Linked DNA regions of Homo sapiens: region 1 is linked to region 2. Evidence: read pairs that join two places in POLR2A ChIA-PET (ENCODE). Cell type or tissue: endothelial cell of umbilical vein. All regions are shown on one strand. Links, peaks and the distances in the headings refer to the core of each region. The heading gives the core; the rest is flanking DNA.

What was found. ChIA-PET counts read pairs that join two places held together with the same protein. Peaks named below come from ENCODE experiments on the same cell type or tissue, not always from the same donor. Only the 100,000 strongest peaks of a DNase experiment are listed, where the experiment ranks them.
Region 1: POLR2A ChIA-PET joins it to region 2 with 5 read pairs; 1 of 35 experiments calls an interaction of 5 or more read pairs at or near these places.

What each region holds. Positions count from the first base shown.
Region 1 is chr17:64,351,155-64,358,744 of GRCh38, forward strand. It overlaps PECAM1 (platelet and endothelial cell adhesion molecule 1), which reads right to left. Exons shown (of 16, transcript NM_000442.5): 8 at 4,957-5,244; 9 at 3,779-3,886; 10 at 2,337-2,364; 11 at 1,236-1,309. Among named protein-coding and RNA genes, the nearest start is that of PECAM1, 36 kb to the right of the region's middle. In endothelial cell of umbilical vein, for the core only: no CTCF peak of the experiment used is centred there; DNase peaks (open chromatin) are centred at 3,867 and 4,827; H3K27ac peaks cover 2,561 bases.
Region 2 is chr17:63,457,303-63,464,892 of GRCh38, forward strand. No RefSeq gene overlaps it. Among named protein-coding and RNA genes, the nearest start is that of CYB561, 15 kb to the left of the region's middle. RefSeq lists enhancers at 1-396, 3,540-3,609. In endothelial cell of umbilical vein, for the core only: no CTCF peak of the experiment used is centred there; DNase peaks (open chromatin) are centred at 3,649 and 5,419.

The sequences.
Region 1 (7,590 bases), core at 1,442-5,441, 890 kb after region 2:
GGCGTGAGCCACCGCGCCCAGCCTAGAATATAGTTTCTTAAACAATATATTTGCTCGTTTCTATTTACTGACACATTACTTTTATTACTACAAATATTTTATTTTCCTTTTTTAAAGTTTATGATTCAGTACTATATGAATTACTCAATTCTTAAAACATATTTCTCAAGCAAAATATGTCTCTGTAAAAAGTATATCCTAAAAATTTCTTATTTTGTGAGACATTTATAGAATTAGAAAAGAACATGAGCATTCTATGACCAAACCTGCTGATAAAGCAAGAAAAGTGGCTGGGCTCAGGGGCTCACACCTGTAATCCCAGCACTTTGGGAGGCCAAGGCAGAAGGATTTCTTAAGCCCAGGAGTCTGAAACCAGCATTGGTAGAGTGCCATCTCTACAAAAAATAAAAATTAGCTGGGCATGGTGGCACATGCCTGTGATCCCAGCTACTCAGGAGGCTGAGATGGGAGGATCACCTGAGCCTGGGAGGTAGAGGCTGCAGTGAGCTGAGATTGCACCACTGCACTCCAGCCTGGGAAGACCCTGTCTAAAAAAAAAAGAAAGAAAGAAAAGAGGAAGAGTGTTCCAAATTTGGTCTGGGACAGGACTTTTTGTGATGTAATTATAGCCCCCTCTGGGAAGTAAGTAGCATCCCTGCTGAAATGCTTGAGCAATTTTCTTACTAACCTGGGATTAAGAACTCCTAGGACTGGCTACTCATTCAGCTGAGCTGACCCTGAAGCTACTGATGAGCCTTATGAATAGATATTTCTTAGTTGGAACACTTTATTTATGCCTTTACTGAGAGAATATTGAAATTGCATTCCCTTTGTGGCAAATTTGAAGTAAAACTGTCTTGTGCTTGTAATAATTCCATCTGAGAAGATGTTTTACCAATGTTTTCATTCAATACCTGGTCTCTGTCTTGAAAATGGAGAATTATAATATTACGCTGGAGCAATGTTCAAAGTCTTTGAAGGCATTATGATTATTCTCCATATTTCTTCTACGGGGAGTTTGGAAGGTGGCAAAGTTAGAATAAAATATGTTACCTTTCCTTTTACGTTTCCGTATATTACATGGCCCAGTGGCTGATGAGATGAAGTACCCTGTTGAAGCCAGGGTTTCTCTTCCAACTGTAATCCCACCACTTACATATTCTGCTTCTGAGAGGGCTAAGGAAGTATGTAGCAAGTTGGGGGAAATTAGAAATGGCAGGAGAACATGACTTTACCGTAATGACTGTTAGCTTCCATATTGGGATCTGACATTTTCTCGTTGTTGGAGTTCAGAAGTGGTACTGCTGGCCTTAAAATGAAATATAAAAACAGAAAACAATATATAGATATATTTGTTGTTGTTATTGTTCTAACCCCAAACCACCAAAGTAAACAAGGGAAGATCATGAGAAAACCAGGAAGAGTTTTCCAAGGTAAGGAAAACTTTACTCTCTCATTTGGAAAACAAATATTTTTTGGCAGCTCCAAGGATTATGTAAAAAAACTTTTTTTTTTTTTTAGACAGAGTCTCGCTCTGTCACCCAGGCTGGAGTGCAGCAGTGCAATCTCGGATCACTGCAGCCTCCGCCTCCTGGGTTCAAGCGATTCTCGTGCCTCAGCCTCCCGAGTAGCTGGGATTACAGGCATGCACCACCACGCCCGGCTAATTTTTGTGTTTTTAGTAGAGATGGGGTTTCGCTGGCTAGGCTGGTCTTGAACTCCTGACCTCAGGTGATCTGCCTGCCTCAGCCTCCCAAAGTGCTGGGATTACAGGTGCGAGCCACCATGCTTGGCGGTGATAAAACTTTTTCCTATTAAAATAAACATCAGGACCAAAGCACACATGAATACCAGGAGTCCTTCACAGGCTACTACCAAGCCCCTGAAATTCTTATCCCACGCTACTGTTTCTCTCTGGAACAGAGCAATCATTTCTATACTTTTGGATTTGGGATTTCAACAACAGTAAAGGTAGTAAAACCATTTTTTAAAGGCCAACTCTATTTTGTCAAATTTTAAAAAATTTATCTACTACCATTATAATTTCATAAAGAAAGGGAGATTTCACAAATAATCATGTAGGAAGGACATGATCTCAGAATAAAAGCCATTCCTTCCCATGAAAGGACAATTGGCATTCTTCCACGGAGGTACACACACACACACACACACACACACACACACACAACTCACACACACAACTCACACCCAAGGAAGGCCTATATTTTTCTAAGTTTGCCAAGAGCCACTGAAAACTTCCTAATGACCAGAATCTCCCTCCAGACATGTCCACCGTGCTCACAGAGCAGCCGCCCCCTTCTTACAAATACACTCACCTGGACATTTCCACTGGCATCTGCTTGGCTTTAAAACAGAAAACGAAAAACCAAAGTCAGTATACAGTACCCACATCCATACCACTATAATGGCCAAAACGCCAATGGCTTTTGCACTAACCTAATAGATAGAAAACACTTTTCTTTTCTTTTTGTTTTACTCCTAGTAAGCTGTGAAGGAACACTCTTTTCAGCTACGTTTGACTTCCCAGAAGATTGAATACCCAGAAAAAGAGAGAAAAAGAAGCCAAATATATTCACTCTTTTACAAAAGACAGAAAAGAAAGAGGTATTCTCTTGGTCTTATACCAAGATATTTCCCCAGAAACATGATATCTTGACTATTTTAGCCAGAAGTGATTTTTGTTAGTGAAATATGATGGAAAAAGAGACAATGATATGGGAACCAGATTAGCCAGATAAGCAGGCAGCTCTCTTCCTCTCTCTCTCTTTTTTTTTTTTTTTTTGAGACAGAGTCTTGCTCTGTTGCCCAGGCTGGAGTGCAGTGATGTGATCTGGGCTCACTGTAACCTCTGCCTCCCAGGTTCAAGTGATTCTCCTGCCTCAGCCTCCTGAGTAGCTGCAATTACAGGCACCCATCACCACGTCTGGCCAATTTTTTGTATTTTTAGTAGAGATGGGGGTTTCACCATGTTGTCCCGGCTAGTCTTGAACTCCTGACCTCAAGTGATCTGCCTGCCTTGGCCTCCCAAAGTGCTGGAATTACAGGTGTGAGCCACCGTGCCTGACCACTCTCTTTGATTCCAGATAATTACAAAAAGTAAAGGCGAAATCAATCCCTGCGTTTGTAACTCGAAGCTGGCCTAAGATCAACGCCAGGGTGTGCTCTATCTTCCTTGATGGGTGGCAGCTTTCCTGACAAAAACCAGGGCCCCTCCTCACCCCATCTTCCCCTCCCATCCTGGGCAGCAGCACCAGAGGCTCCAAAAGAACCTACCTTATCCCACAAAAAAATTTTTGCAGGATTTACTGATGCTCTGCCCTTTTCCTTGAGTCTTGGACAGCTGACTCTGATTCCTGGTTATCAGCAGGTGGTCCTGGCTGCTCAGCCGGGCTTACTTAGCTAACCCCAAGCATAGGGTAGAAGTCACAGCACAACCACCAGGTTAATTACAAAGCATTCAATGTGTGTGTGCAACATGTGGGTGTTATGCGCATGTTTGTGTGTCTCCAAGACACTTGCACCCCACTCTACACGCATTACAGGACTAGGTGTGGACAAATCTACAGAAATGGCTTCTTCTAACCACACAAAGATGCAATTTCCCCCCAAATTTATCTTTTCTGGTTTGCCCAATGAGGAAAATAATAGCTTTCATTTTTGCCTAGCTGAATCCAGGGGTCAGAAAAGCACCACGCATCCCTGGCTGGTTTCCTGGCAAGGACGACCAGTCAGTATGGAAGGAAAGAACTATGCTCACCCTTGGCTTTCCTCAGAAAATAACATTTGGCCGCAATGATCAAGAGAGCAATGATCACTCCGATGATAACCACTGCAATAAGTCCTTTCTTCCATGGGGCAAGAATGACTGAAAACAAAACAAAACAAAAAATTTTTTTTGTATATAGGCTCTTCCTCTGCCAGGAAGAAATAATATCAGGCTTAAGCAACAAAAGTCAGTCTGATTCTCACAGCTCTTGTAACTGGCAGCTTGCCTTAGCATCCATCTACCTCTGAGGGGTTCTGCACTCAGAGCTGGTGCAGAAATGATTGTTTCTGCTACAAATAGAGGTCAGCTGTGGTCCTCAAGGAGGGAACAAACCAGCTTTGCTGGGGTAGACTCTTTTCTTTTTCTTTCTTTTTTGAAACAGGGTCTCACTCTGTCACCCAGGCTAGAGGCTGATGACAGCTCACTGCAGCCTCAACTTCCTGGGCTTGAGCAATCCTTCCACCTCAGCCTCCCGAGTAGCTGGGACTACAGGAGCACACCACCACACACAGCTATTTTTTGTTGGTTTGATTTTTGAGGCAGAGTCTTGCTCTGTTGCCCAGGCTGGAGTGCAGTGGAGCAAGCTCTGCTCACTGCAACCTCTACCTCCTGGGTTCAAGTGATTCTCATGTCTCAGCCTCCCGAGTAGCTGGGATTACAGGTATGAGCCACTGCGCCCAGCCTATTTTTGTACTTTTTGTAGAGACAGGGTTTCACCATGTTGCCCAGGCTGGTCTCCAACTCCAGGGCTCAAGTGGAGTAGACTCCTTTTTGGCATGTGTTTTCAGCCCTCTTCCTCTCCAGGAAACCGCCCCCACCCACATAAGTGGGTTCCCCAATCATGTCTGTTCTGCGTGACCCAATCCCCTTGGCTACAGGTGGTCTGTGGTTGGATGTTTGACCCAAGATGACTCAATGGTGAGTCTGCCAACAATTTGTAATTGGAACGATGTGACATTCTCCCAATTCCTTATAATAATCGATTTCTCTTTTTTACTTAATTTGAGTGGGTTTCTGTCACTTGCAACCAAGAGCCTGGAGGACATTACTCTCCTAGCCTTCAGTCACATAAGCTAGACTCCCCCCCAACTCCCTCTTACAAGGGGTGTGTTTTCTGGTCTTGCCCTTGGGAGCCCACAGCACAGCTTGCTATGGAGACCCTGACTCACCTCTGACTGTCAGTATTTTGCTTCTGGGGACACTGGAGGCGTGGTTGGCTCTGTTGAAGGCTGTGCAGTAATACTCTCCCTCCTGTTCCTTGCTAGCCTTCTGCTTGGTCCAAAATGCCTGGGTGGCATTTGAGGTCATTTGATAGAAGGGTTTGCCCTCTTTTTCTCTGTAAAACTTATAGGTGATGGGACCAGATCCTTCATTCACAGCACATTGCAGCACAATGTCCTCTCCAGACTCCACCACCTTACTTGACAGGATAGAAATCTGGACCTCATCCACCGGGGCTGAAAAGCAGGAAAAGGATTCACACTGAGCAAAGAAGGGCAGAGGAAGAGGAACATGAGACAGCCACTGCTCAACTTTTTTTTTTTTCCTCTGAGACAGAGTCCCGCTCTTATCACCCAGGCTGGAGTGCAGTGGTATAATCTCAGCTTACTGCAACGTGTGCCTCCTGGGTTCAAGCAAATCTTCCTGCCTCAGCCTCCCGAGTAGCTGGAATGACAGGTGCGCCCACCAGGCCCAGCTAACTTTTTGGATTTTTTTGTTGTTGTTGTTGTTTTAGAGACGGGGTTTTGCCCTGTTGGCCAGGCTGGTCTTGAATTCCTGACCTCAGGTGATTTGCCCACCTCGGCCTTCCAAAATGCTGGGATTACAGGCATAAGCCACCATGCCAGGCCACAGACAATCTTGACCCACTGCCTTCTCTAGCTATCGGCCATTTTTTCTCCTTTTTCCTTTATGCTTTGACTCCCTTATTTCACACTTTCTTGTTACCCCTGAAATCTGACTGCACTCTTTTGTAGTCACAATCTTGTGACACTGCACTCTCTCTCAAGTTTTGAAGAAACTGGGAAGGTCACTTGATTCCCCAACCAACGTCCCTGAGTCCCCTGCTGATTAAATTCAGTGGTGGATGCTCTTCCTCCACGCTCCCAATCTTGGGCTCTCCATACTTCACTGTTGCCCAGGTCTTACTGTGGAACTCAGCTTTTTCTGGGCTTCTGGGCTTCCTCATGACTCTGATTCTCTTCCCTTCTTACCTGGCACCCCTTTCTTATTCACTGGTTATTCTTTGTTTTCCCCGGAAGTATGAACATTTTGCAAAATTCAATCCTCAGTTTTCCATCCCCATTCTCCTCCTGGGTGATTTCACCTACACGCTGAGCTTCTGTCTCTGAGCCACTGACACCTAAACCTATGGCTCCAGTCCAGGTTACTTTCCTGAACTCCAAGTCTCCCTTTTCACCTGGGCATTTCCACCTGGAAGCCCAGCCAGCCTCACTCCCTGCAGGTCCAAGCAGAACTTGGCTACCTCCTGTATCCGCTTTTCCTAGCTCCATCCTCAACTACCAAAATTCGGATCCTAAATTGTCTTCCCAAGTAGACTTTCCTTCTAGTGTGAGAGCAGATGGTCAGCAGATGGTATTGTAACTTATGAGTCACTCTCCTGTGAGTGCAGGCTGTGGTAAGACAATGGAAGAAGCCAAGCTCCGGGCCTGGGACACCAGTGGGCTCAAATCCCAGTCCCACCACCCACCAGCTGTCTGCCCTAAGCCTCAGTTACGTCATGATAAAATAACGACAATGCTGTTACTGGCCTTCTGTGGTTATTGTGAGTTTCCATTGGAGCAATTTACTACAGTACTTCACACAGGGCTGGACACATGGTCAGTAAATGTGAGCTACTGATATCGACCCAGTTTAAACCAACAGCTTCACATGGGCTTCACATTAGCCTCTAACGTACCATGAGGTCTGAAGTCACCATGCCTGCTCCCTGACCCAGCCACCAGGTGGATCGTTCCGAGAACTCATTTGCATCCTGTCCTTCCTTCCATCTTCTGGCTTTTCACTGCATGCAGGACAATTGCCTACTCCTGATACTGGCACCTGACACCTGTCACGCTTAGGCTCAGCCACTTTTTCAGCTCATATCCGGTGATTCTCCATTCCCAAACTCCAGCCTTTGTTTCCAGCCATCTGATTTGGCCACAGTCTTTTTTTTTTTTTTTTTTTTTTTTTGAGATAGAGTCTCACTCTGTCACCCAGGCTGGAGTGCAGTGGCACGATCTTGGCTCACTGCAACCTCTGCCTCCTGGATTCAAGTGATTCTCCCACCTCAGCCACCTGAGTAGCTGGGGCTACAGGCACCCACCACCACGCTGGGCTAATTTTTGTATTTTTAGTAGAGACGGGGTTTTGCCATGTTGGCCAAGCTAGTCTCAAACTCCTGGGCTCAAGTGATCCACCCCATTCGGTCTCCCAAAGTGCTGGGATTATAGGCGTGAGCCACCGCACCTGGCTGCGCACAGTCTTTTGAAGTGCCCCATGGGACCTTTTGGCTCATGTGTTTGCTGGAGATGTTCAGCCATCTTCAGCCTTCTCTGCCCACCCATTCTCAAGCCCTGGCACCTAGCCCAGCTTTTTCACAATGTTTACCCACTTAAGCTAGATGAAGTCTGACATACCCTAAATTACTATCACCATCACTGTAAGGATATAGTTCACGTGACAACCAAACATGACCCCTAACATTTTTTCTATGCTTATTGGTATTATGATTCAGATGTTTCTCCATCATTTAATTAGGAGAGCTTGTGTTTCTTACCACAGCATTGAAACAAAGAATA
Region 2 (7,590 bases), core at 1,999-5,998:
CGTGGGAGACTTTTCATTTTGTTCTGTACTAAGAAAAATTCTTCTGCCTTGGGATCCTGTTGATCTGTGACCTTACCCCCAACCCTGTGCTCTCTGAAACATGTGCTGTATCCACTCAGGGTTGAATGGATTAAGGGCGGTGCAAGATGTGCTTTGTTAAACAGATGCTTGAAGGCAGCATGCTCCTTAAGAGTCATCACCACTCCCTAATCTCAAGTACCCAGGGACACAAACACTGCGGAAGGCCACAGGGTCCTCTGCCTAGGAAAACCAGAGACCTTTGTTCACTTGTTTATCTGCTGACCTTCCCTCCACTATTGTCCTGTGACCCTGCCAAATCCCCCTCTGCGAGAAACACCCAAGAATGATCAATTAAAAAAAAAAAAAATGGACTAGGGGCAGGGCACAGTGGCTCACGCCTGTAATCCCAGCACTTTGGCAGGCTGAGGCAGGTGGATCACCTGAGGTCGGGAGTTCGAGACCAGCCTGACCAACATGGAGAAACCCCACCTCTACTAAAAATACAAAATTAGCCGGGTGTGGTGGTGCATGCCTGTAATCCCAGCTACTTGGGAGGCTGAGGCAGGAAAATCGCTTGAACCTGGGAGGCAGAGGTTGCAGTGAGCTGAGATCGCGCCATTGCACTCCAGCTTGGGCAACAAGAGCAAAACTCCGTCTCAAAATAGAATAAATAAATGGACTAGGGAGAGGGACTGGGGGGACGAGAAGAGGGGGCCCAGTGGGAAATGATGAGGGTCTGTACTCAGGTGGGGAGAGTGGCAGCAGGGCTGGAGAAGAGGGGTGTTGAGGAGGACTTGAGGAGCTGGGCAGCAAAGGACCAGACCAGAGGGGCCACCCAGAGCTGGCGAGAGGTGTCATCCCTGTCCACATTCCCATAGGGACAGCAGCGGAGGGATCTTTGATTTCACTAGAGGCAGAACCAGGAAAAGTAGGTTTAAGATTTGGGATTAGGCCAGGCATGGTGGCTCATGCCTGTAATGCCAGCACTTTGGGAGGCTGAGGCAGGCAGATCATTTGAGGTCAGGAGTTCATAACCAGCCTGGCCAACATGGTGAAACCCCGTCTCAACAAAAAATACAAAAATTAGCCGGGCTTGGTGGTGCGCACCTGTAGTCCCAGCTACTAGGGAGGATGAGGCAGGAGAATCACTTGAACCCAGGAGGCAGAGGTTGCAGTGAGCTGAGATTGCACCACAGCACTCCAGCCTGGACGACAGAGCAAGACTCTGTCAAAACAAAACAAAACAAACACAATAAAAGATTTGGGATTAAAGGATTGGAGGAACATCCTGGCTCCACAGAATGTGACACTTGATACCATCCAGCCAGAGTAGCCCAGGGCTTCACGCAGTCTGTGGGATGGAGAAGGAGGGACAGCTGGTGGCTCCTGGTGGGGACACGTGTCCCGTTTTGCCTCCATTTGTTGGGTGACCTTAGTCCACCTACCAACCACTTTGTGCCTTGGTTTCCTTATCTGAAAAATGGGAATCAAATGGTACCTAACTCACAGGGTTGCTAGGAGGTTTCACTTCTCTGTGTAAAGCACTAAGATGCCTGGCTCAGTAGACACGGCCTCATGTTGCCATTTCACACGCCAGCGCCCACGCAGCACCCAGGCAGCACCAGCTAATGGAGGGCAGTTAACGTTGGTGATGTGGGGGCAGGAGGCACGATCTTGGCAAATACCAGGCCTGGCTTCAAAGGAAGGCCCAGGTTCGGGGCCACCTTCTGGGCTTGGGCTTAGGTGCAATTTTTTTTTTTTTTTTTTGAGATGGAGTCTTGCTCTTTTTCCCCAGGCTCGAGTGCAATGGTGCAATCTTGCTCACTGCAACTTTTGCCTCCCGGGTTCAAGTTATTCTCCTGCCTCAGCCTCCAAGTAGCTGGGATTACAGGCACACACCACCACACCCAGCTAATTTTTGTATTTTTAGTAGAGACGGGGTTTCTCCATGTTGGCCAGGCTGGCCTTGAGCTCCTGACCTCAGGTGATCCGCCTACCTCAGCCTCCCAAAGTACTGGGATTACAGGCGTGAGCCATCATGCCCGGCCTTGGGTGCTATTTTGAACCCCTTTGATGCCCTGTGAGCAGCTCTCACTTGCCACTCACCCAATGCCTGGGGGGCAGGGAGGTCGACGCTTCATGGAGATTTCCATAGGATGGATGCCTGGTCCAGCAGGGTCCCAATGGGCAGGGGCAGAGGCAGGCAGAGGAAAGGGTCACAAATCTCATAGCCCTAGAAGGGAGTGAGAAGAGGAACTGGCGGGCACAGCCACTCACATCATAGCAGAGGACCTGCACCGTCAAAGCCAAACTAGCAGCATGTCCAAGACCCAAATCCTTCATCTGCTTACCCTCCTTCCCACCTCCCCCAAAACTGTTTCTAGCATGTCCCCCTCCCCATAGAAGGCATCATCACCCCCTCCACTCTTCACCCCCCCCCCAAAGCCAGCCAGTCCACAGCTATCCCTTTCGGTCCCACCTGCAGCCAGCCCCTAAACCTACCACTGCCCTCAGTCGTGGGGTCTCTTCCTTCCTGGTGGTGACAGGGCCTTCTGAGTTTGCTAAGCACAGATCTACACTGCATCAAAGAGATCAGAGAGGTGACTGGGAAAGGCAGATTTGGTCATGGTCCTCCCCAGCTAAAAACCTGTTGCCCTCAGGAGGAAGTCTGAGCCCGCCTTAGCTCCATGGCCTCAGCTTCTGCAGTCTCCGTATCATCCACAGCTCACAGCCTCCTGCCGATCAGTCAGCACGTCTTTCCAGACCTTCTGCTTGAAATGCGAGTCTTCTAACAACTTGCCTGCTGAACTCCTACTCCTCCTTTCAGGGCTCAGCTTAAGCATCGCCTGTGGCCAGGGCTCAGGGCCTGCCCTGCACCTTTCATATCGCCTCTCTGGGAGTGGCTTGTTTAAACATCCCGGGAGCCTGGAGAGGTGGTATCACAGGCATTTGAACCAGAGCGACTCCATCTTGAGTGAGGGCTAGGAAAATGAAGTTGGGACTTGCATTCCCAGAAGGCTATTCCCAGCCTCTAGATGTTTACAGTTAAGGAAATGGATTAATAATGTTTACTAACAAACCCAAACTTCGGAGTGTCCAGATATCCCGATATCTCGAGAACAAAGGCATTCCTAATTTTGCTTCAAAGATAATAATATTGATTCTTGCAAAATTTGGTAATTTTAAAAAAGAATCCTTTATCACAAACCCTGTAGCAGAGCACATCTCCCCATGATCTTTTTTTATCCTATATATATACAAGCACTGTACCTAGGGTGGATGCATTCCTCCTCTTACTTTTGGGAATGCCCTATTCTGTCTATGGAGTAGCTGTTCTTTCACCACTTGACTTTCTAAATAAACTTGCTTTTCCTTTGCACCGCAGACTCGCCCTGAATTCTTTCTTGAGCAAGATCCAAGATCCCTCTCTTGGGGTCTGGATCGGGACCCCTTTCCTATAACAGTGCGACCAGGCTGTCCCTGCTCACCAAGGTGTCTGGGCACGGTCGGTGACTGCTCTTTGTAGGTCTCGGTGAAAACCTGCGGAGGAATGAGTGAGTGTAAGAAAGGGAAGGAGACATTTTTAATTAAGACCAGGCAAGATTAGGCAATAGGAGAAAAGACAGATATGAGTCAAAGCTTACTCACATGTTCCTGGCCTGGGAGGCAGAGATAGATTGTCACTGTCCGCAGCCACGGCAGAGCTGGGCTGTATCCTGGGCCTGAAATGAAGAGGTACCTCCCTCTCCTCCCCTGCTTCCTGGGATTCTGGGCCTGACATCCTATAGCAGGGTACACTGGAGACAGGGCCAGATGAGTTGCCACACTGCATTGTCCCTGGCATGTCACCATTTTTTGTAATTTATTGTTTTTTACTGTGGTGAAATACACCTAACAGCCGGGCACAGTGGCTTACACCTGTAATCCCAGCACTTTGGGAGGCTGAGGCAGGCAGATCACTGGAGGTTCGGAGTTCAAGACCAACCTGGTCAACATGGTGAAACCCCATCTCTACTAAAAATACAAAAATTAGCCAGGCATGGTGATGGGCACATGTAATCCCAGCTACTTGGGAGGCTGAGGCACGAGAATCGCTTGAACCCGGGAGGTGGAGGTTGCAATGAGCTGAGATCGCACCACTGCACTCCAGCCTGGTGACAAAGCTAGACTCCATCTCAAAAAAAAAACAAAACAAAACAAAACAACATCTTGCTTAGTAAGTTTGTGCTTGACCGAAAACTGAGGGGAAGAGCTAAAATGAGACGTGAGAGTTAAGATGGGATTGCTGAGTGAGTCAAAAGAAATTAAGATTGAACTTGACAGTCAGCATTTAAAAGAGAGAAGTCAGATGCACATCGACAAACTGGCCATCTTTCATACGGAAAAGATCTGAGGGTTTGCACTGACTCTCAGTTTCTTTTCTCTTTTTTTGAGACGGAGTCTCGCTCTGTCGCCCAGGCTGGAGTGCAGTGGCTCCATCTCCGCTCACTGCAAGCTCCGCCTCCTGGGTTCACGCCATTCTCTTGCCTCAGCCTCTCGAGTAGCTGGGACTAGGACTACAGGCGCCCGCCACTACGCCCGGCTAATTTTTGTATTTTTAGTAGAGACAGGGTTTCACCGTGTTAGCCAGGATGGTCTCGATCTCCTGACCTCGTGATCTGCCAGCCTCGGCCTCCCAAAGTGCTGGGATTACAGGCGTGAGCCACCGCGCCCGGCCTGACTCTCAGTTTCTATATGAGCTGCAGCAGGTGAGGAGGCTGCCAGAACAACCTCAGCCCTCTTCGGCTGCACCAAGGGAAGGAATTGCATTAAGTGGACCAGGGCTCCCTCTGCGCATGTTAGGCCAGCCCACAGGCTTTACTTAAATACAGGCAGCATAGTTTAGGAGAGATGTGGAAAATCTGCAGTCCATCCATGAGAAGATGACAGAGCATCAGGATACAGAGAACTTCTCTCCCCGGGAATCACTGAAGGCACTGTGTTTCTCCTGGAGAAAAGGAGACATGCTTAGACATGGTTGTGGCCGGGTGTGGTGGCTCATGCCTATAATCCCAGCACTTTGGGAGGCCAAGGCGGGCAGATCACCAGGTCAGGAGATCAAGACCATCCTGGCTAACACAGTAAAACCTCATCTCCAGTAAAAATACAAAAAATTAGCCGGGCGTGGTGGCGGGCGCCTGTAGTCCCAGCTACTCTGGAGGCTGAGGCAGGAGAATGGTGTGAACCTGGGAGGCAGAGCTTACAGTGAGCCGAGATTGCGCCACTGCACTCCAGCCCGGGTGACAGAGTGAGACTCCGTCTCAAAAAAAAAAAAAAAAGACATGGGGTTGCTACCTCTCATCTTGGACAGTGGCCATGTCAAAGAGAAAAGACTCATTGTTTCTCTAGAAAGCACAGTGAAAAACAATAAGCCTGGCCTGGGGCGGTGGCTCATGCCTGTAATAATAAGCCTGGCCTGGGGCAGTGGCTCATGCCTGTAATCCCAGCACTTTGGGAGGCCGAGGTGGGTGGATCACCTGAGGTCAGGAGTTCAAGACCAGCCTGGCCAACATAGTGAAACCCCGTCTCTACTAAAAATATAAAAATTAGCCAGGCTTGGTGGCGCATGCCTATAATCCCAGGTACTTGGGAGGCTGAGACAGGAGAATTGCTTGAACCCAGGAGGCGGAGGTTGCAGTAAGCTGAGATTGCACCACTGCACTCCAGCCTGGCCGACACAGCGAGACTCTGTCTCAAAAAAAAAAAGAGAAAAAAAAGAAAAAGAAAAACAATAAACCTAAAGAAGAGGCAGGAGACACATTTAGCATAACAAAGCAATTTCTAACAACCACAGTGGCTCAGCCCACAGAAGTAGTGAGCTTCTGTCCTTGAAAACGTTCGGATGTGGACAGGATGATGTCGAGGATACCAGAGACATTACTGGCCAGAGAGCAGCGTTTCCCGATTGTTTTCCCCTTCCAAGCATCCCATTCTTAAAGAATCTCATTTTTTGAAATTTAAAATTAACTTTAAATAAATTTCACTTATTAAAAGTAGTGATTATCCCATTTTATCTTTATTTTATTTTATTTTATTTATTTATTTATTTTTTGAGAGGGAGTCTTGCTCTGTCACCCAGGCTGGAGTGCAGTGGCATGATCTCCGCTTACTGCAACCTCCGTCTCCTGGGTTCAAGTGATTCTCCTGCCTCAGCCTCCCGAGTAGCTGAGATTACAGGAGCCCGCCACCACACCCAGCTAATTTTTGTACTTTTAGTAAAGATGGGGTTTTGCCAAGTTGGCCAGGCTAGTATTGAATTCCTGACCTCAAGTGATCCACTTGCCTCGGCTTCCCAAAGTGCTGGGATTACAGGCATGAGCCATCGCGCCCAGCCTAATTGTCCCATTTGAGTAATGAAAAACCTATATACTATCAATCATCCGATGCTCAGCTTGGGGTTCACTGAATAGAAGAAGTGACTCAGCCTTGGGGGTCTGGAAGAGCTTCTGAGAAGCAGAGGTTGTGCCAGAGTGGGGTTTGAGGAATGACTTGGGGGTTCTACAAGCAGACAAAAGAGGGTCTTTGCAGCAGAGAGACTCAGAGGTGAAAACATCAGCTCTGGAATAAACTACTGAGTATAAAGTGGGACTGAGAGGAGGCTGGAAGCAGCAGGGTGCAGATTAAAAAAGGCTTGTCGGTTTGATGAGGGCCGTGCGGGAGCTTTGCCCAGGAAAACAGCATGAGTGAAGAGGAGCTGGCCAAAAAAGAAAAAAGAGATAGAATCCAACTGCATTCAAAGTAAGACCTCCTGTTTATCAAAAGACACCCCCCCACCACCACCAAAGAAATTCATGCAAGTCACAGACTGGAAATGATATCTGTAACACATTTAAATGACAAAGGATTAATATCAAGAATATATAAAGAACTCTTAAGAATCAGTATGGAAAAGAAAAGAAATGGGCAAAGAACACAAACAGGAATATCACAGAGGAGAAAGCACACATGTCCTGTAAACATATGCAAAGATATTTAACCTCATCAGCAACAAGGTAATGAAAATGTCATGCCCCTCAAATTGGCAAAAATTAAAAAATTGGACAGTAGTAAGTGTTGGTGAAGCTATGGAGCAATGTGGGAACTCTTATCCACTGTTGGTGGGAGTGCAAATCAGTGCAACTATTTTGAAAGCAATTTGACATCTGGATACCCTTGAACTTTTGCATACCTTTGAACACCTGCACAGCCTTGGCCCAGTGACTTTACTCCCAGTGTATTCCCTACAGCAGTACTTCTCTCAAACTGTGGTGGAGGACCTGTCTTGTTTCTGTGTTAATTTCCAGTTTGTTTGGGGAATAATCCTTCTTGTAAAATACAATAAAAATGAACCACTAAAAAATGGAATGAAAAAAAGGCATACAATTTACAAGCCCTGATATCTTGCTATTAGATTCAACAGATATAAAATTGCTTATGTATACCAAGGGGACATGTACAAAATGTTCCTGGCAAATCATTTTGTAATAGCAAAAAACAAAAAGTAACTCAAATGTCCATTGACAGGAGATCAGAGAAATAAATTGTGACATA